2 separate regions of the Homo sapiens genome follow, and region 2 is linked to region 1. Evidence: chromatin loops called from intact Hi-C (ENCODE). Cell type or tissue: heart left ventricle. All regions are shown on one strand. Each heading gives the region's core, and the rest is flanking DNA. Links, peaks and the distances in the headings are about the cores only.

Region 1 (9,984 bases), core at 1,181-9,180:
CTTCATGTTCCACTGTGTCCCCACCCAAGTCTCACCTTGAATTGTAATCCCCATAAGCCCCACGTGCCAAGGGCAGGACAAGTGGAGGTAACTGGATCCTGGGGGTGGTTTCCTCCACGCTGTTCTCATGATAATGAGCACATCTTAAGAGATCTGATGGTTTTATAAGCATCTTGTATTTCCCCTGCAGGCACCCACTCCGACCTGCTGCCCCATAAAGAAGGTGCCTGCTTCCCCTTCTGCCATGATTGGCAGCTTCCTGAGGCCTCCCCAGCCATGCTGAACTGTGAGTCAACTAAACCTCTTTCCTTTATTCACTTCCTCTGATGGTTCTGCAGTGCGCCACTGAGTGGGTGGACCCCAGTCTAACAGATCACCAGCTGACGGGCATTATGACCATCACAGATGAAGCTGCTGTGAACGTCTGAGTGGGTCCATGCATGTGTGTGTTCACCTCCCTGAAGTCAACACTGAAGAACAGGGGTGCTGGGTGTCTGGCAACTGCTTCCTGTGGCTGCCACACCACCTTACATTCCCCCAGCAGGGTGTGGGTTCCTGCTGTTACACCTCACCCTGTTGCATTTCATTTGTTCCAGCCATCCTAGTGGGGATCAAGTAGTGTCTCATTGTGGTTTGGTTTACATTTCCCTAATGACCAGTGATAATGATCATGATGATCGTGTACTTATTGGCTACTTGTGTGTCTTTGAAGAAATCTATTTAGAAAGATCCCTATTTTTTTTTTTTTTTTTTTTTTGAGATGGAGTCTCGCACTGTCTGTTGCCCAGGCTGGAGTGCAGTGGCACGATCTCGGCTCACTGCAAGCTCCGCCTCCCGGGTTCACGCCATTCTCCGGCCTCAGCCTCCTGAGTAGCTGGGACTACAGGCGCCCATCACCACGCCCGGCTACTTTTTGTATTTTTAGTAGAGATGGGGTTTCACCGTGTTAGCCAGGATGGTCTTGATCTCTTGACCTTGTAATCCACCCGCCTCGGCCTCCCAAAGTTCTGGGATTACAGGTGTGAGCGACCACACCCAGCCCCCTGCCCATTTTTTAATTGGACAATTCACTGTTCTTTGTCTTTGAGAAAGGGTCTTGCTTTGTTGCCCAGGGTAGAGCGCAGTGGCACAATCATAGTTCACTGCAGCCTCGACCTCCTGGGCTCAAGTGATCCTCCCACGTCAGCCCCCAAAGTGCTGGGATTACAGGTGTGAGCCACTGTGCCTGGTTCTGACAAGTGATAATCACTTTATTAAAACACTTGGCTTAAGCATCTGCAATGGTGATGTCAACCGCGGCTCGCAGCTCAATTCCAACAGAGCAATCAGCCTCACAATCCAGGATGGACCAGGCAGGTCCACGAGCTGCTTATGGATTCTCGTCTGGAAGTGATCCTGTGTCTGAGAACCTTCACCACAAGGTGTGTTTCTCTTAGTGATTCTCAAAGACTTGGCAGGCATCAGAACTGGTTCTTTCACTTTGAGATTGTTTTTCTCCGTGCCCCTCATAAGCCAGCACACACCTCCAGGGATTTTACATTGCAGCTGGTCAGGGTAATTCTAATTCAAGGAATCACTCCACGGGCTCCAGAGGTGTCCTCCCGGTGTCTTTAAAAGCCGTGGCCACGAGGCGGCTTCCTGGTCGACTTCTCAGTACAAGTGGACAGCAGCGAGTCAGGGCAGGAGTGGGCGGGCCCCAGCTCCGTGGCACCTGAGGCTGCATCGTTCTCAAAGCAATGGACAGTTCAGCTTTTAACTAGACTGTCTGTGTCTTTATTTTTCAGTTATAAGCATTCTTTATGTGTTCTGGATTCAAGCCCCTTATCACATATATGATTTGCAAAAAACATTCTTCTGTTCTACTGTTCGGTTTTCTTGATGGCACTATTTGGTGCACAAAACTGTAAAATGTTGCTGTGGTCCAGAAAAACTTACCTTTTGTTGCTTATGCTTTTGATGTCACATCTAAGAAACCCCTGCCTAACCCAAGGTCATAAGATTGGCCCATTTTCTTCTAAGAGCTTTATAATCTTAGCTCACAGATGGAGATATTTGATCCATTTCAAGTTTTTTTTTTTTTTTTTGAGACAGAGTCTCGCTGTGTCGCCCAGGCTGGAGTGCAATGATGCAATGTTGGCTCACTGCAACCTCTGCCTCCCAGGTTCAAGTGTTTCTTCCACTTCAGCCTCCCAGGTAGCAGGGACTACAGGCACCCGCCACGATGCCTGGCTAATTGTTTTTGTATTTTTAGTAGAGACGGGATTTCACTATGTTAGCCAGGCTGGTTTCGATCTCCTGACCTCAAGTGATCCGGGTCACTTGAGCCTCAAGCCTCGGCCACTAATCCCAAAGTGCTGGGATTACAGGCGTGAGCCACCGCACCCAGCTGATCCATTTAGTTAATTCTTGAATATGGTGTGAGGTAGGGGTCCAAATTCCTTTTTTTTTTTTGAGACAGGGTCTCACTCTGGTTGCCCAGGTGGAGTGCAATGGCATGATCTCAGCTCACTGCAGCTTCCACCTCCTGGGCTCAGGTGATTCTCCCACCTCAGCCTTCCGAGTAGCTGGGATTACAGGTGCATACCACCATGCCCGGCCAATTTTTTGTATTTTTAGTAGAGATGCGATTTCACTATGTGGACTTATGCAATCTGCCTGCCTCAGCCTCCCAGAGTGCTGGGGTTACAGGCATGTGCCACCACAGCTGGCTGTAATTCCTTCTTTTGCATGTGGATATCCAGTGGTCCTAGCACCTTTGTTGAAGACTATTCTTCCCCCATGGATATCTTGACATCTTTGTTGACCATCACTTGCCCATAAATGGAAGGGTTCACTTCTGGACTATCACCTCCATTCCACTGATCTCCATGCCTGTCCCTGGGCCAGCCCCACATGGTCAGGATTACTACTGTGGTTTTGTAGTACATTTTGAAATTGGGAAGTATAAGTCTTCTTTCTTCAAGACTGTTCTGTCTGCCCTGAGTCTCTGGCATTTACACATAAATTTTAGCTGGTCAATTTCTACAAAAACACAGCTGGGAATCTGATACGCACTTGAATTTGTTGAATTTGTACATCAATTTAGGGATTATTGCCACCTTAACAAGACTAAGTTTTCCAATTCATGAACATATGACATCTTTCCACTTATTTATATCTTCTTTCTTTAAAAAATGTTTCATAGTTTCACTGTATGAGTCTTACTCATTTTAAAAATCAGGTTGCTTTTCTTATTGGGTTTTGAAAGTTTTTAATATATCTATTGGATACAAATCTTTACCAGGTATGTTATTTGCAAATATTTTCTGTCAACCTGTGGCTTTTTTCTTTTTTTTTTGAGACGGAGTCTCGCTCTGTCACCCAGGCTGGAGTGCAGTGGCCCCATCTTGGCTTACTGCAAGCTCTGCCTCCTGGTTTCACATCATTCTCCTGCCTCTGCCTCCCAAGTAGCTGGGACTACAGTCGCCTGCCACCACGCCCAGCTAATTTTTTTGTATTTTTAGTAGAGATGGGGTTTCACCATGTTAGCCAGGATGGTCTCGATCTCCTGACCTCGTACTGCCTCGGCCTCCCAAAGTGCTGGGATTACAGGCGTGAGCCACCGCACCTGGCCATCTTTTCATTCTTTTAACAGTACCTTTCAGAAAGCAAATTTCTACTTTTTTTATTGTGTTAAAAATATATAAAACATAATATTTACCATTTTATCTATTTTTAGGTGTACAGTTCAGTGGCATTAGTGCAGGATTTAAGTTCATATTTTTTAAGGCTTAGAATCTAGGTAATTTAAATTTTAGGCTTTTACATTTAGGAATATGATCCAGTCAAGCTGAATTCTGCACATGGTGTGCATTGTCAAGCCTCAGTTTTTTTGCGAAAAGATATTTTCTCCAATGAACTTGGCACCCTTGTTGAAAATCAACTGACTATCCAGGTGTGCCACCTTTTACAATGAAAAATTCAGAAGGCAGCCCTCAGCGGACGCTTTCGCTGTGAGCTGAAGCTGAGGGCTGTAAGGAACAGACTTCACTCTGGTTCCTCCTCACAGGATGGGTCCCAAGCAGAGCCCTGCTCTCCTCCTCACCAGACCCACTGTGTGGCACCTGGGCACAGGGCAGCCTGGATGCCAGTGCTCTGTGGTCAGCCTGGGGGCTGTGAACGTTTGTACCCCCAAAATTCCTACACTGAAACCTGACCACCAAGGTGCTAGAATTAGGAAGTGGGGCCTCTAACAGGTGGTTAGGGCCCGAGAGCTCTGCCCGCTGAATAGGCTCAGGGCCCTGATGAGGGAGGCTTGAGGGAGCTTGTCAGGCCCTCTCACCACACAACACACAGAAGGTGCCCTCTATGGGAAACGGGCCCTCAAGACACCGAGTCTACTGGCACCTTGATCTTGGACTCACAGCCTCCGGAACTGCGAGAAATACACTTTGGTTGTTTATTAATTTCCCAGTCTAAAGTATTTTGTTATAGCAGCATGAACAATCTCAGATGGCTGTAATCCAGGCGGTGACCTCGTCTCACTGTGCATCTCCTGCCCCCTGAGGGTTGCTGTGAAGTCCTGGGCAGGGGGCAGTGCCAGGTGTGGCACTCCTAGTGGCCAAGACACAGGTTCAGAGCTGTGGCGGAGATGGTCTGGTCTTTTCAGGAAAGGGAGTGATGGGTGGAAAATACGGAAAGAGATCCCATCACTCCATTAAAGTACTGTGTTGACCTGCATGAATTTCACACAACGCTGTGCAATTATCCCTATGAAAACGATGTCCTCTCCCTGAACAGCGTCTGTGACGTTGGCCCATCTTTTCACAGTTTGGGTTGTGAGTCTCAGAACCATAATCTGTGTAAGTGAAATGCATTCTGGGACTCAGTTCAGTTGCCCAGGTGAGTGCAGAACCCCACGGTCAAGATTCAACCAAGAACACCCACCCCTGAACCCACAGGCGCTCAGCAGGGCTCAAGGAAGCCCCAGGCCAGGGAGCCGACTTGGCTAAGTCCCATCTTCAGCTGCACTTGGGAATGTTCCAATCCAAGATGCAAACCAAAAGACACAGGGGCCCGATGACCATCCCAGTGGCGGAGCTGCCCTTCCTCTGCGGCCAGTTGGTGATGTTACGCTGTTCCCAGAAATGCTGCCTGCCCCACCGGGCCACAAAGCACCTGTTTCGGCACATGGACCTGACAGCCTCGCTGAGTGTGTGCCCCAGGGGCTGAGCTGGATGCATCCCGAGTATGTTAGGACACAGCGCCATCTACAGGCAGTGTGCTCTCAGGCCGACGGGTGACAACCCTGCTTCAAGGCTGAGACGCTTAAACGCCACCTCTCCACTTCAGGTCCTGAACCCAGGCACGTTTTTCTTCTGACGTTAAAGAAACAACAAAGGCTGGGCGCGGTGGCTCACGCCTGTAATCCCACCACTTTGGGAGGCAGAGGCAGGCAGATCACTTGAGGCCAGGAGTTCAAGACCAGCCTGGCCAACAGGGTGAAACCCTGTTGAACCTGGGAGGCAGAGGTTGCAGTGAGCCGAGATTTGAAGTTTTTTCTTTTGAGACAGGGTCTCGCTCTGTTGCCCAGGCTGAAGTGCAGTGGCTCAATCTCCACTCACTGCAGCCTTGGCCTACTAGGTTTCCTCCCAAGTAGCTGGGACTACAGGTGCACACCACCACCCACAGCTAATTTTTGTATTTTATTGTAGAGATGGGGTTTCACTATGTTGCCCAGGCTGGTCTCAAACTCCTGGGCCCAAGTGATCTGCCTGCCTTGGCCTCCCAAAGTGCTGGGATTACAGGCATGAGCCACTGAGCCCAGCCATGTTTTTCTTTTCGGTATGAAAATTATACAAGCTCATTGTAGAAAATTCAGAGATTAGAGAAAAGCTAAAAGATGAACATTAAAAATCCATGGAATGTCAGTAGTGGGGGGCTGTCAGGTGGGGAGGGGGGGCCCATGTCAATAGTGGGGGGCTGTCAGGTGGGGAGGGGTCCATGGGAACTCTGAACTTTCTGCTCAATTTTGCTGTAAACCTAAAACTGCTCTAAAAACTAAAGTCTATTTATAAAAAAAAAAACACACAAACTAATGGTTACATCCCCCTGAAAATGACTTTCCGACTTCCAGGGTATTCACGACTTCTACTTCAGCAGAGACCCAGCGGGTGACCTGGAGCCCGGGAGGCAGTGCCACTGTCACTGCGCCTCGCAGACTGTGCGATGCTGGCGGGGCCGTGCAGACGGTGAGCGGCAGAACCAGAGGTGGCCCGGAGACAGACCCCAGAGGCCTCCTCCCGACCAGGTGCTGTTGCAGGCGTGGGGGCCGCGAGCAGAAGGCGCGGCGCACTCACCTCGTCGGACACTTTGAACCTCCGCAGCAGCGCTACCACTTTCTGCTTGAAGTTCTGTTGCTGCAAGACAGGCGGTGCAGAGTCAGAGCCGCCGCCAGAGCTGCAGACCCGCCGCTGGAGCCCCTTCCTCAGGCCCAGGCCGCACCCAGGCCCGCCGTGGGAGAGCAGCAAGGCCTCAGCACCAGCCACGCTGATGGATTCGCTCGTGGCTCCCAGAGGCTTCCCAACAGGCCTGAGGTCTGACAGTTCCATTCCTGGCCAAGGGGGACCCGGGGAGGCGTGTGCGGACTCCATGGTTCTTCCAGAAGCCTCTGCAGCCCTTCCCAGGCTCACGGGGCCCTTCCCTCAGCACCCCCTCCCAGGAAAGGCCCTGGCCGACCCCAGAAGGAAGGTGCTGGGCACCCACGTGGGGTGGGCAGGTGGGCGAGTGTGGGGTGGGGCGTGCTCCAAGAGCCTGAGCCCCGTGGGTGCCTCGTGCCACCCTGGACTGCAGAACCTCGGCTCCAGCCACTGGGTGAGCGGGACCCTCAGCCACCCTCTCGGGGACCAACCCTACAAAGGCAGCCCACGCCCTCCCTTCACAACAGTTGGGCCCAAGGGGGCCCTGGAATGGAGGCTCAAGCTGGTGTTCTGCACAGCGGGGGCTGCTCTCCAGGCCAGCAAGACACAGCTTCACCACTTTGGGAGCAGCTTGCCCGTCCCTGGCACCGTCTGCCCACAGCGCCCCCTTGAATGCTGCCAGAGGAGGCGGCGGTGTCCGGGCTGGGCTGTGCCCATGTCCCTTGTCAGCACCAGGCACAGAGCTCCCCGCCCACCTGCGCTGGCCTCCCTGGAACCGTGCCTGTCCTTGGGGTGTCCAGGCGCCAGGCGGTGGACCCTCTGTGCCAGTGCCGGACACGGCCTCTGAGGAAAGAGCTGCCTGAGCTTTCCTCAGGGAAAAAATGCTGAACAGCCCTGCCAAGCTCCTGGGGACCGTGGAGGTAGGTAGGCCAGATCCCAAACAAAAATGGGGGAACCAGCCCACTCAGGTGTATGTGGGCACCTGACGGGACAAAAGGGAGGATGGCCTCCCGGAGTTTCTGCACATGGAGTGAGCCTGGCAGCGAGGCAGCCTCCCAGCCTTGCTCAGGGCCCACTGAGCCTAGCGGCCACACAAGGCTAAAGCCAGGAGATGTGGCGAGGCAGGGGAGACAGTGGCACCCGGCAGGAGACTGGCAATCAGGGGGTCTGCCACGGGACATGCTGCTGTGACCTGGGGTGAGATCTCACTTCCCACGCCCGTGTCCCCCCCACGCCCAGGCTCCCAGCGTCCTCCCCGACCCTCGCCTTCCCCAGCATTCATAGAAGCAGTCTCCACCAACCCTGGTCATGGACGTCGTTCTTACAATCGATCTCCGCTGCTTCTTCGGCTTCCCCACGTCAAAGTCGTCCTCGTCCAAGTCCTGCAGAGACATATGCAGTGGCTGAGGCCACGGCAGCCTGCATAGTGCTGGCAGGACCCTGCCAGCCTCAGCGTGGGCGATGGGAGAGGCCCGGCACTGAGAGCCCACCTGTGTCCCAAGACTCTCAGAGCCACCTGAGCATAAACTCGGGCCCCTGGGGTCGGGAGACGAGAGATGGGCGGCCAACCAGGGGCCAGGCCCGTGGCTCACCCACCCTCACGAGGCCCTGGTGACAGCTGGTGAGGACCCCACAGACCCCAGGACACCCGGTGTGAGCCAGGAGAGGGCGCGGAGCCCCGGCCCCAGGTCACCTGCCCCTGCACGGCGTCGTCACTGGCCTCCTGCTCGGAGGAGAAGCTCTCATACTCCTCCTCGGAGTAGTTATCTGCGGAATGAACAGACAGAAGGGAGGGTGCCGTGAGATTCCACCCGGGAAACCAGGCAGTGACCACCCCCAGGCTTCCCTGGACACAGAGTGGGGGCAGCGAGGAGGTGGATCCATGCAGGACAGAGGGGCTCCAGACACAGGTGCCGTGGCCCCGAGCCCCCGAGTCCCCCAAGTCCACTGGCAACGGTCCAGGTCGGGGTTGGCAGGAAGTGGGGAGGGGCAGGGAGGGCAAAGGGGGCCACATGAACTGCTCCGGCCTCCACGGCCCCTCCTGCCAGCTGGCATTTCAGCCTGGATTTGCACCGACTGGGTCTCCCCCGCCTGAGGAGTAGGGGAGGCCCTGGTGACCCCACTGGGGTGGCGGCAGCTGTGGCACCTGCCCATGGCGGGCCCTGCACCCAGACCAGCAAGGGCATCACAGTGCGACCCCACACCTCCTTTTTGAGGACACTCAGGACTCAGGCCTCTTGACCAAGGAGCTGCAGCCACGGGGGCAGAACAGGGACCTGTGGCAGCCCGGACCCTACAACAGCGCGCACCTCTGCTGTGGCTTCCAGACAGGAGAGCAACTGACACGTGCTCCGGACCCCCAACTCCTTAAGCCAGGCTGGACAGTTTCTGCCACCCGATGTGCCATGGCTGGAAGGCAGGGCCTCCCCACAGCAGGGGCAGGAGCGGGCTGGCACCACACTCACCCGTGGACTTGGCCTTGGGGCCGGCCTGCATGGTGCTGTCTTCGTGGTCAATGGGCTGGCTGGACAGGGAGGCGATCCAGATCTCGGCCGCCTTGACGGGGGCCTCCTTGATGCTGCTGCAGAGGCTCAGCACCTGGCCACCTTCAGACGGGTGTTGCATCACCTGCAGGCCAGGGGCACGGTTCTAGAAAGCAGCACGACGGGAAGGAGCCCCGGTGCCCTGATGTGTGGGCTGGGGTTTCTGAAGGGCTTTCTCTCTCAGTGACAGCAAGGGGGACCCTCAGCAGGGCAGCCACAGGGCAGGGAGCATCCAGTGGACAGGAAACGTGGCCACTGGGGAGAGGGGACAGATACGAGAGGAGGACACAGGAGCCAGGCGGACAGACGAGAGGAACACGTGGGAGCTTTCACGAACGGGCCATAAGCAGAGGGCACTGGGCTGTGCTGGAGAGGCCAGTGCCAGGCACAGTCACGAGGGACTGAGATGGACAGACAGGGGTGTCCGCGGCCCTCCTGATCTCAGGCACGACTGCTGTCCATGCAGTGCCACCCAGGAAGATCCTGGCCCCCTGCTCCAACCCTGCCTCCACCCTCCACCCACCCAAGAGCTCAGCAGCAGCAAAGCAGTGTGTGAAGCCGGCTGCCCAACCCACAGGAGCCAATGCCCAGGGACCAGTGTCTGTGGGGGACCAAGGAGGAGCCCAGCACTCTCAGCCAGGCCGGAATCTCCAGCAGCAGGAGACACCCACCAGGCCTGGCTCACAGGCCAGGTCCAGCTCCTCTGTTGTGAGGCACTCAAACCACGGAGCTGCAGAACAAGCCCCGGCCCCTCCTGCAGCCACGACCTGTACCCAGGCACAGCCCCGCCGTGCCCCACGCCAGCCTCAGAACCACACGCCATGACGACAACTCTCAGACACTCACAGCCTTGGGGCCAGCTGTGCTCTAGAAGCCGCCTTTTGGGGCTATCGGTTCACATCCAGATGTTAGGATTTTATAGACCAGATTTATTTATTTATTACTTTTTTGAGACGGAGTCTCATTCTGTGGCCCAGGCTGGTGTGCAATGGTGCGATCTTGGCTCACTGCAACCTCCGCCTCCTGGGTTCAAGTGATTCTCC
Region 2 (9,984 bases), core at 572-8,571, 160 kb before region 1:
AGGGTTCTCAGGCAGGTGAGCTTTGTGGGCAGCCTCACCTGCCAGGAATATGTGTGCCCCCTGCCTGCAGGCCAGCCTTGGCCACGGTCCAGTCCCAACATAATATCACTTGGTGAGGCCTACCCTGACCCAAGGCCTGCCTGAGTGGGGTCTCTCTGTGTGGCCCTGCCCCAACCTCCCTGCATCACACTCCACCCCACGCACCTGTGTGATACCTGTCTCCCTCCAGGCGTGGAGCCTCTCCTCCTAGGAGGCATCCCAGAGACACCCCGGGGGGCCGGGGTCACTCAGGTGCACCCCACAGGTGCAGGTTGCAGGTGGGAGAGCAGCACACAGCTGCTGTGTGGCTCCTGCAGTGGGCCCTGCCTCCCATGCTGTGGATTTGGCATCCGGTACACAGGCCCACTGCGCCTCACCATCCCCTCCAGGCCCACCAGCCGTTTCTGTGCAACTTCCCGCAGCAGCCTTGAAAGTGTTCACTGTGGGAACGCAACACGGACCAGCTCTCGAGGAAAGCACCCCCTGGGGCGGATACTCATGAGGGCGGGAGAAAGCTTTCCTCAAGGCTCACGCACTTTGAAACATGTTTCCGATGATCTCCACATTCAGCTTATTTCATAAGCAATGAGTAAAAGTGAGTCGGTCACCTTAGGTCACCTTCAGCCGGGCGAGTGCTGTGGGCCCGCAGGTGCTGCAGGGCAGTGGGAGTGCAGACAGAAAATGCAGACCCCCGGGCATTACTCACCTCTCCAGCTCTGGTCCGCTGTTGTACCACGGGTCTAATCAGGCTGTGTCTGTCTCCTTCTTGAACAGCCCAGAAAATTCATCTGAACAGCCTTCCTACAGCCGCTCCCCACACCAGGTGGCCAGGTGGGAGTTCCAGACCAGAGCTGTCTCCCGGGATGTTGACACAGCAGCCACGTTGATTGGTGTTGGGGCAGCCCCTGTCGGTGTGGCTGGCTTCGGGCCTGGCATTGGAACGGTGTCTGGCAGCTTGTTGGCTATGCCGGGAATCTGTTTCTCAAGCAGCAGCTCATCTCCGATGCCATTCTGGGCTTTGCTGTGTCTGAGGCCATGGGGCTGTTCTGTTTGGTGGTCGTCTTCCTCATCCTCGCCACGTGAGGCTCCACAGGGGTCACCTGCCTGTCCCTGCTGCCCGTCCCTACTCCACGCCATTCCTGGTGATGGGGTATGCTAATTTTTACCATTAAACACACGTTTCTCTCAAAAAAAAATTCTCCCCCACATAAATTTTACTACGAAAACCTGAACCACGGGCCGGTGCTCATCCATATCAAATTTCGCCAGTCGATGGCTTCCGTCGTCGTGAGTTTTCCTTCTCGGCCATTATGACCATCAAGGGCGACTCTGTTTTGTAAAATGTTGCAGCATTGCACTTTGTCCAGAGGATTTGCCAGCAGCAGGTGTGAGTGAGGAGGTGGTCCCTGGGCTCTCTCACTGCTGGGCAGGATGCAGGTTTGGGCAACGCTTGGGAGGAAAACACTGAAAAGTCCAGTAAAGTTACCAAGGTGCAGCAACACAGGAGGGCTCCCCTTCTTCCTCACCTGGGCATGCGGCACCCAAAGGCAGGTCCCTATTCCTGGCTCCCTGGCAGCTCAGGGCACTGGCATGTCTAAGTTCTGGGCAGCAGAGTGTGGGCAGGTGCCTCATGCCAGCTCCTGAGCCCCATCCCAAAGAGACCCCAAAAGCATGCCTCGTCAACCTCCTCCACCCTGGCTGTGCTGCCGCCGAGCCCTGATGGTGCAGCCTGACCTGTGAGAGCAAGATCCACACCCAGGACCCAGGGGCCACGAGTAGGAGGGATCTGTGTCCTGGCAGCCTGGACCACTGCCCAGACTCACCCAGGAGGGAAATGAATGTGTACGTTGACAAACACCACCATCATCCGAGCCTGGGCTATGGCTTGAGTGTCCCCTCCAAAATTCATATGGAAATGTAATTGCCACTATGGCAATATTAAGAGGTGGGGAGCTGGGCGCGGTGGCTCACACCTGTAATCCCAGCACTTTGGGAGGCCAAGGCGGGCAGATCACTTGAGGTCAGGAGCTCAGGACCAGCCTGGCCAACATGGCAAAACCCTGTCTCTACTAAAAAAAATACAAAAAATTAGCCAGGTGATGGCAGGCGCCTGTAATCCCAGCTACTTGGGAGGCTGAGGCAGGAGAATTGCTTGAACCCGGGAGGCAGAGATTGCAGTGAGTCAAGATCGCGCCACTGCACTCCAGCCTGGCGACAGAGCAAGACTCCATCTCAGGCCAGGCGTGGTGGCTCATGTCTGTAATCCCAGCACTTTGGGAGGCCGAGGCGAGTGGATCACGAGGTCAGGAGATCGAGACCATCCTGGCTAACACGGTGAAAACCCCATCTCTATTAAAAATACAAAAAAAAAAAAATTAGCCGGGCGTGGTGGCGGGCACCTGTAGTCCCAGCTACTCGGGAGGCTGAGGCAGGAGAATGCGTGAACCTGGGAGGCGGAGCTTCCAGTGAGCCAAGATCGCGCCACTGCACTCCAGCCTGGGTGACAGAGCGAGACTCCGTCTCAAAAAAAAAAAAAAAAGGTGGGGCCGTTAAGAGGTGATGAGGCCAGGCGGGTTCCACCCTCGTGGAGGGGTTAACGCCATTATCTTGGGGCGTGTTTACTATCTGCACTGTGGGTGGTTACGACAGCAAGCTGGGCCCTCTCTCTCTCACCCTTTCCTGCCCCTGCACCTTCCACGGTGAGCCGATGCAGCACAAAGGCCCTCGCCAGAGCTGGCACCTCAATCTTGGACTTCCAGCCTCCAGAACTGTGAGAAATAAATGTCTTTTCTTTGTAAATTAGTTCCCAGCCTGTGGTATTATTATAGCCACACAAAATGGACAGCCTGTTGCATTGGGGATTATGTTTCCACATAAGTTTTGGAGGGGACGCAAATGTTCAAAGCACAGCGGTCACCATGGGTTTCCTTTCTCGGGGGACAGTGTGATGTTAGCGCCCCTTCCTTGGCAGCTGCCCCAGCCCTCAGAGGACGGAGTCCATTCCACATCAGCCACGGAGTGAGGAGAGGCGGCACTGTCCCAGGGAAATCTGGGACCTCGTGCCAATGCAGGGTGGCGGGGGTGGGCATGGGCCGGGGGCTGCCGTGTGTCTGGCAACACTCCTGCCCACCTCCCCCTGTCTTGACCTCCCTCTGGCACCCAGGCCCCTTCCTCCTCCTGCCCCCGTCTGCCTCCCTCTGGTGTTCCCCCCACCTGCCCACTGCCTTTTCTACCCTCTCCTCACCCACCTCTTGACCCTCTGCACGCTTGGTCCTCACGCCCAGTGCGGCCCTAGCCCTGCTGCTGGGGCCTGCCTGCAGGTCAAGCCCCGAGGACAGAGGCCCTCCCTGACAGCCTCTGATTGGGGGGTGTTTTTTCCCTTCATCTTTCCCTGGTTAAATGGCAGTTACCTTGTTTTTGCAACAAATGAAGCCACCCATGTTTCAGCCAGGGTGGGAATGTGGCTTTGCAGCCTCTGCCACCATTCTGCGCTGGCAGTGACTCTGATGGCTTTTCCCTCGGGGGTTGCCACTTAGTGCATCTCCGTTATTTTACTGCATAAAACGAATCCAATAATGTTTGGCTTTCTTATTGCTTAAGATAAGTGAGTTCACTTTCGCTAAATTGAGTTTTTATTATTATGAGGCTGTTTTCCTATAGAAAATGTGAGTGTGTTCTGAAAGGAAGATGAAGGGTCGGAAGTTCGAGTATATTTTATCTTTTTGGGTGACTGATCTTCTTGTGTCTGCGATCAGACTCCGACGTCTCTTCCCACAGGCACGTGGAGGCAGGTCTGACGCAGCTCCCAGCCCTACCGTTCTAGGGGGATGAAGGGGGACACGGTCCCGCTCTCTGCAGTAAAGGAGAGTGGCTGGGGCTTTGGCCAGGGCAGCCCTGGGTAAGCCGAGCTGCAGAACTTCCCAAGGGCTCAGGAGCTGCCAGGCTGTGCTGCTGGAATCACCTAGGAAGAGAATTGTTGACACGTGCTTGGTGAGACAGAGCTGGAGGCTGGGTTGCTGCTGTGCGGGTTAAACTGGACGTTGCTCCGTGTGGGGGGTTAAATATGTGCTGGCGTTGTGTAGAAAGAAATTGATCACCATGATGGCTCTTATAGGATCAAAGGCAATTTGCAAGCTCACAGCTTTTGCAGAATGTGAACCTGGGCCAAGTTGCAGAGTATTTTTGATGTCACACTGCGGCCTCCTGGGTAATGGCAGAGGGAGGGTGGGCTCCTGCCAGCTGTGTGTGCTGCATCGCCAGGCACTCCCGTCGCCCCCACGGGATTGTAGGCAAGAGGAGCCACAGCTGAAGCTCATGCTGAGAAACAGGGCCCTTTGTCTCAGACCCACGAGTCTCGTGTCTTCTGGGGCATCCATGATACCACGGGCTCACCTGTGGGCAGGCAGCCAGTCATGACACCCATGTCCCCTGCCAGCGGAAGTGTACACATTGTCCTGGAACAAGCTCTGGACCACAGGACCTCAGCAGACACATTCTGGGGGCTTCTGAGAAGGGTTTTCCTCCCAAGGAGAGGGAGGCACCCAAGGAGGAGCCGTCCCTCCTTCCCTCACGCGGATGACATTTTGAGACAATGTGATGCTCGCTGCTGTTGTGGCTCCATCACCAACCCCCCCAGATGGTGAAGAAAGATGGGCTGAGCCTGGGTCCTCCATGGCCAGGTGACCCTGGAAGGGCTCACCTCAAACTTCCACAGAGTGACCTGACAGTGTCTTCACAGCTACAATCTGCCATGTCCTTCACAATTAGAAAAGAGCTCACTCTCATTCATCTAGGGGAGGCGACTGGGCTGGGGCTTTCTTGATGCAGCTTCAGCAGCACCTGAATTCCTGGTGGCGGTGGAGCTATGGTGGGGCATGCACGCTGCATGGATTCCTGGTGGCCGCAGGGCAGGGAGGTCTCTGCTGGTGTAGAGGCAGACTAGGCCACGAGAGGGAGCAGAGTGCCTGCAGACAGCCCCTTTCTCAGGACAGGACCTCCACTGCCCAATTTCTCTCCCCCACACACACGCCTCCCTTCCCAGCCAAACCACACTGGTGCACCCAGCTGCATCTCCGTCCACACCCTGCTCAGCATCCCAGCCCCGCCTCTTCCCTCTGAGCTGCCCACTTCTCCCCCGGGCCCTTTCTGCTCCCTTTGCTGGTGAGCTGCCCACCACGGCCCTCTCAGGCACTGACACACCCAGCTCTCTGCCTCCAGGCTGCTGCACCTGCGGGCCTCCCTCGAGGCCAGCTCCCAAGTCCAACCCAAGCCCATCTGAGGAGGCCTCCCTGCTCCTCCCAGGCCCTAACTCCCCAAAGTGTGGCTGTCCCCAGACGTCTCTGCCTGGGTTGGGCACCAGGCCCCAGCACAGGGCCAGCGGGTAGTGGACACGCATCAGGACTCACGTACTCACCAGGAATCAGTGAGGGGACAAGGGAGCTGACTGGCTTCTCCGTCGAATCTGGCCATTGCAGGACACCTCAGGAAACTCACGAAGGGCAGGCTGGAGTGCGGCCCGGTCCCCGTCCTGTTCCCAGGGGAGATCACAGAGGCCAGAAACCTCAGGCCGTGAGCCTGACAAAGGCCCCCTGCTTCCCAGCCCTGCCACAGTCGGAGCCACAGCTGCGCCTCGTCGTGGAAACCAGGTGCCAGGCATGGGCCTGGGCAGGGTGGGGCTTGATGTCTGCTCCAATGCCCTCAGAGTCAGTTGCAGAGGCGATGGGCCATTGAACCAAGTCATAGCGGGTAGAGCCAGGATCCCTGGCCCCACTGGTGAGAGGGGGGACAGCCAGGACTTGGACCTCCACTGCCAGGGATGTGGTGGCAGAGGTAGAGGGCACTGGCCTGTGCCAAGGAGCACGGAGACCAGGGACCACCCCTGAACAGGCCAGGAGGAGTGGGGTGTGTGCAGGGTAAGGTTGCCTGGGGAGGTCTTCGAGCCCCAGGGCCTTCACTGCCCCAAGAGTAGCTAAACTAGGGGAGTAGCTAAACCAGCCTCTGACTAGGGGGTGTGGGCTTTCAGCTTTCACAGGCCAAGCTGGGCCCAACGCCTCCCAGACTGCAGCCAGCATGGAAGAGACCATGGGCTTTCAGGAAGGGTCAGAGCAGGATGTCAGGAGCCCAGAGCCCCTCAGCTCCATTCACCCATGGCCACGCTGCCTGTCTGTTCCCATGGGATTTGCTGCAGGTGCCAGAGCCAAGATGATTGTGGGCTCGTCTTCACCCAGGAGACCCTTAAGGCAGGATGGGGCCGGCACTGGCTTCAGCCAGGGGAGGAAACAGGCTCCAGCCCAGACAGGCAGAATGAAGCTCGCCCCTCACCCACTACCCCCCACTCCAGACCACTCCCTCCCAAGAAGGCCCAGGTCCTCCCACTGGCCCACGCAACTCCCACAGCCCCTCTTCTCTCTCCATGCCAGGCCTGGGGCCTTTCCACGGCTGCTCATCACCGCCCCTCCCCGGCCCCCCAGCCCCCTTGATCCTGCAGACCTTCCACTTCCCAACACGATCATTAGTGGCCTGGGCACAGCCCAGAGCAGGGCGCCTCTGACCTCCTACCCAGGCCAGCGCCCCGTGCCCACCCACGGCGCTCGGCGCTTGGAGGGGCTGCTGGGGATATGATCGGAGGCCGGGGCCAAGGCACGGTTTTAGAGGTGGGCAGAGCGCCGGCCACGTCTGACCTGGACAGCGAGGTAGTCCCCCTGCCCGGGACCCTGAGGACAGTGGTCCCGAGGCCAGCTGCCTGGAAGGCAGGCGACTTTCAAAGGCCAGACCCCAGGTGGCCTGGAGCTGGGGTATGAGGACTGTGTGGGGTCGGGGTGCGGCTGGGGCTGCCACCAGCCACGCCCTTAACTGCTGCAGTTGTTGGGAAATGCACTTGGGGAGGACCCCACTTGAGCAGCCAGCTCCACTCCCCTCGATGGTTTTAGCCCTGGCTGGCTAAACCTTGCCACCTTTGGGCCGTGGAAATGCGGGAAGCGAAGGCCCAGGCAGTGAACTGTGCCACATGAGATGTGTGTGACCATCACCCGCTCATGGAGCGGGCATCCTCAAACAATTCTTTTAGCAGCCTCATAAAGGGCCCCTCCCCAGATGCTACGGACCTTCCCAGGCCAGGTGGATACCCAGGGCCACATCACAGGTACAGGGTCCCAGGTGGAAGGCAGGTGAGAGACCCCTTGCAGATGGGCTTCAGGGCGGGTGCTGCCTGTGCCAGGGGCTGCCAGCTCCCGTGCTGGGGCAAGGCCAGGATGGTAAGGTGGGGCCAGGCTCCGTGCTGCTCCTGGGGCTGCGACCTGGGGCTGCCACATCAACTTGGGAACACCCTGATTCCATCTGGCTGTGGCTGTCCTGGGCTGGAGGAGCCCACAGGGAAGGTAGGTTCCACGGTGGGGGAGAAGGAAACCAGGGATGTGGGAGACACTGTCATGCCTGAGGTTGAGGGGAGCAGGGGCCAGGACACCTACGGTGCTGGGGGAAGATGGGGGTCAAGGTATCCCAGGAAGATAATTGGGAACACCGAAGCTGGAGTGGAGGAGCTGTCCCTGGGACAGAGCGGCAGTGGCCCCCAGGAGCTCCTGAGAGCCCCGGAGGAAGTGGAGCGGCCCAGCCTCACCAGCATCCGGCACTTGGACGCCACCATCTCCCCCGCCCTCCACACACCCCTCCTGGCTCCCCGCCTCCCAGCCTGGCTGGTAAACACAGGGACACAGGAACAGGCAAAGCAGTGCGGCCTTGGATACAAAACTGTAAACACGAGTCTTTAAAATGACAGAGGCCTCCTTGGCCCCAAATCTGAGCCAGAGGCCCCCACCGAAGGAGCAGATCTCCGCCCACACTGCCCTCCCTTCCAACCCGGGCGGCCCAGCAGGCAGGGGCCGGATCACCTCTGCTCTGCTCCGGCCCAGGCCTCCCAAACAGACCCACGCGCTGGGGCGGGCTGGTGGAGCGGGGGCTGAGGATCCGCGGTCCGAGAGATTCCTGAGATGAAGAAGCGGCCGCGGGACCCCAGGCACGGGCACTCGAGGCACCTGTCCCTAGGGGAGCCCGCCCCCACCCCATCCCATGCAAACCGCGCGCCCCAAGCCAACCCGGTGTCTCTGCGCCCCAGGGGCGTGTCGGGGGCCGCGCGGGCCCTGTCACGTGTCCAGGGGGTCACGCGTGGGCGAGGACATGTGGGGGCGCCCAGGCGGGCCGTGCAGCGGCGGCGGCGGCGGCGGCACCGAGTTGCGCTGCGGGGGTGGCGGCTGCAGCTCCAGTGATAGCGCAGGCGGCGGGAAGTCGCGCACCTGGCGGCGGTACTCCAGGAAGGTGCAGGCCTTGGTGGCGAGCGCCACCACGTTTTTGCCGACGAAGATGGCCGAGACACGGCTGTCCCGGAACAGCGCCATGTTGGCGGCGCGCGCCAGCACGGCCACCACATTGACGGTGGCGAGGCTGAGCACCGGGTACAGCATCATCTTCTGCGGCGCTATGTGCTCGCCCTGCATGCTGACCTCGCTGAGCGCCACGCACGGCAGCACCAGCAGCAGCATGTAGCAGTAGAAGAAGGTGAGGCCCTCGGCCCACAGCGGCAGCCCGGAGCGCGGCGGCTCCCACAGGCTGGCCTGCATGTCCAGCAGGTCCAGCAGGTCCAGCGCCACCCAAAACAGGCGGCCGCGCAGGTCCTCGCGCTTGCGGAAGGTGCGCACGTACTCCATGCGGTCCAGCGCCACGAGCAGCAGGAACAGGCCGGGCACACACACAGACAGCAGCAGCGTCAGCGCCTTGCGCGCCACGGGGTCCGCCGCGCCGCGCCGCGCCGCCTTGTAGTTCTGGAAGATGAAGTAGAGCTTGATCTCCAGCACGAAGATGTAAAGGAACCACAGGATCATGGCGTAGCCGCGCTTGGCCGTGCGCACCTCGGCGCCCACCCACACGGCCACGTAGCGCAGCACCAGCAGGAAGCACACGTCGCCCACCAGCACGATGATGCACACGCCGATCTTGCGCGGGCCCTGGTTCTGCTCCACCAGGTACGCGTCCATGACGGCCATGCTGCCCATGATCACCAGCGTGGTCAGGCACACGTGGCGCCGGTCCGGGGGCGGCAGCACCATGGTCGGCCGCCGGGCCCCGGCCTGGGCGCGCGCGGCCCCCACGCCTGGCGGGACGAGGCCCTGCGGCGCTCAGCCAGCGGGCATGGCGCGACACGGCCCGGCGAGCTCGAAACCTGGGGAGACCGGAGGAGACAAGATCAGGGTGCGGGCTGGAGCGGCCTCCCCCAACACCCCCCGCCCCCCGCACCCCGCGTGCTTCCCACCAGGCGCGGTCTCCGCGCCGGGGCCCCGAGGCATCGCGCACGCCTGCGCCCATGCGCGAACCGGCGGCCGCGAACCACAGCGAGGCCTCCAGAGGGCGCTGCTGCCTCGCCAGAGCACCCGGGCCTCGTTCCCGCCGCCAGGAAGGAAACGGAACGGACGCGTTTTCTGCCCGCCGAGCTCGTTCCCGGAGCCCGGGGGGGTTTGTCACTGCTGGGCCCGCGCCGCCCTCCCTCCTGGCTCCGGCGGCCCGGACCCCACGCCCGCGCTGCTGGCCTCAGGCCGTTTCCGCGGAGTTCCGGGAATACCCTCTCCCCGCCGCCGCACTGGGCAGGGAGGCGGGCCTGCCCCTCCGCTCTTGGAGTACCCAAGGAGGCCTCGGCCCTCCCAGGCTTTCTGATCCCGGACCGAGAGCCACCCAGGTCCCGATGCATCCGTCCCACAAGCCTCTCCGAGCCTCCCCGCCCCTGCCCGGCAGCCCCCACGCCCCTCCTCCCTGCACGGGCAGGCTCGGTCTCCCCTCCTGTCCACCATCCTGGGCGCGTGGCCACTGCCTGCCCTGCTCCCCATGGCTCCGCATTGCCTTGGCGAGGTGTTGTCCCCCACCCTCTGCCCCGGCAGAGCCACCCTGCTTTGCTCCTCTGCG

Evidence for each region. Peaks named below come from ENCODE experiments on the same cell type or tissue, not always from the same donor. Only the 100,000 strongest peaks of a DNase experiment are listed, where the experiment ranks them.
Region 2: it touches region 1 in a loop (5-fold over the local background); 74 of 110 quality-filtered maps call a loop at or near these places.

The regions. Positions count from the first base shown.
Region 1 is chr14:105,366,255-105,376,238 of GRCh38, reverse strand. PACS2 (phosphofurin acidic cluster sorting protein 2) reads right to left here. Exons shown (of 25, transcript NM_001100913.3): 5 at 8,864-9,026; 6 at 8,092-8,165; 7 at 7,700-7,780; 8 at 6,339-6,398. It also overlaps the pseudogene RPS20P33. Among named protein-coding and RNA genes, the nearest start is that of TEX22, 27 kb to the left of the region's middle. RefSeq lists an enhancer at 5,068-5,137 and a silencer at 5,116-5,319. In heart left ventricle, for the core only: a CTCF peak has its summit at 5,247 (motif pointing left); DNase peaks (open chromatin) are centred at 5,228, 7,110, 7,634, 8,498 and 2 weaker places.
Region 2 is chr14:105,527,988-105,537,971 of GRCh38, reverse strand. TMEM121 (transmembrane protein 121) reads right to left here. Exons shown (of 2, transcript NM_025268.4): 2 at 7,774-9,250. The coding sequence starts at 9,137. The coding sequence ends at 8,178. It overlaps LOC105370697 (a long non-coding RNA gene), which reads right to left and starts at 6,117. Exons shown (of 2, transcript NR_135205.1): 1 at 5,453-6,117; 2 at 3,654-5,003. It also overlaps the pseudogene ATP5MC1P1. RefSeq lists a silencer at 9,522-9,731. In heart left ventricle, for the core only: a CTCF peak has its summit at 4,989 (motif pointing right); no DNase peak of the experiment used is centred there; H3K4me3 peaks cover 865 bases; H3K27me3 peaks cover 1,717 bases.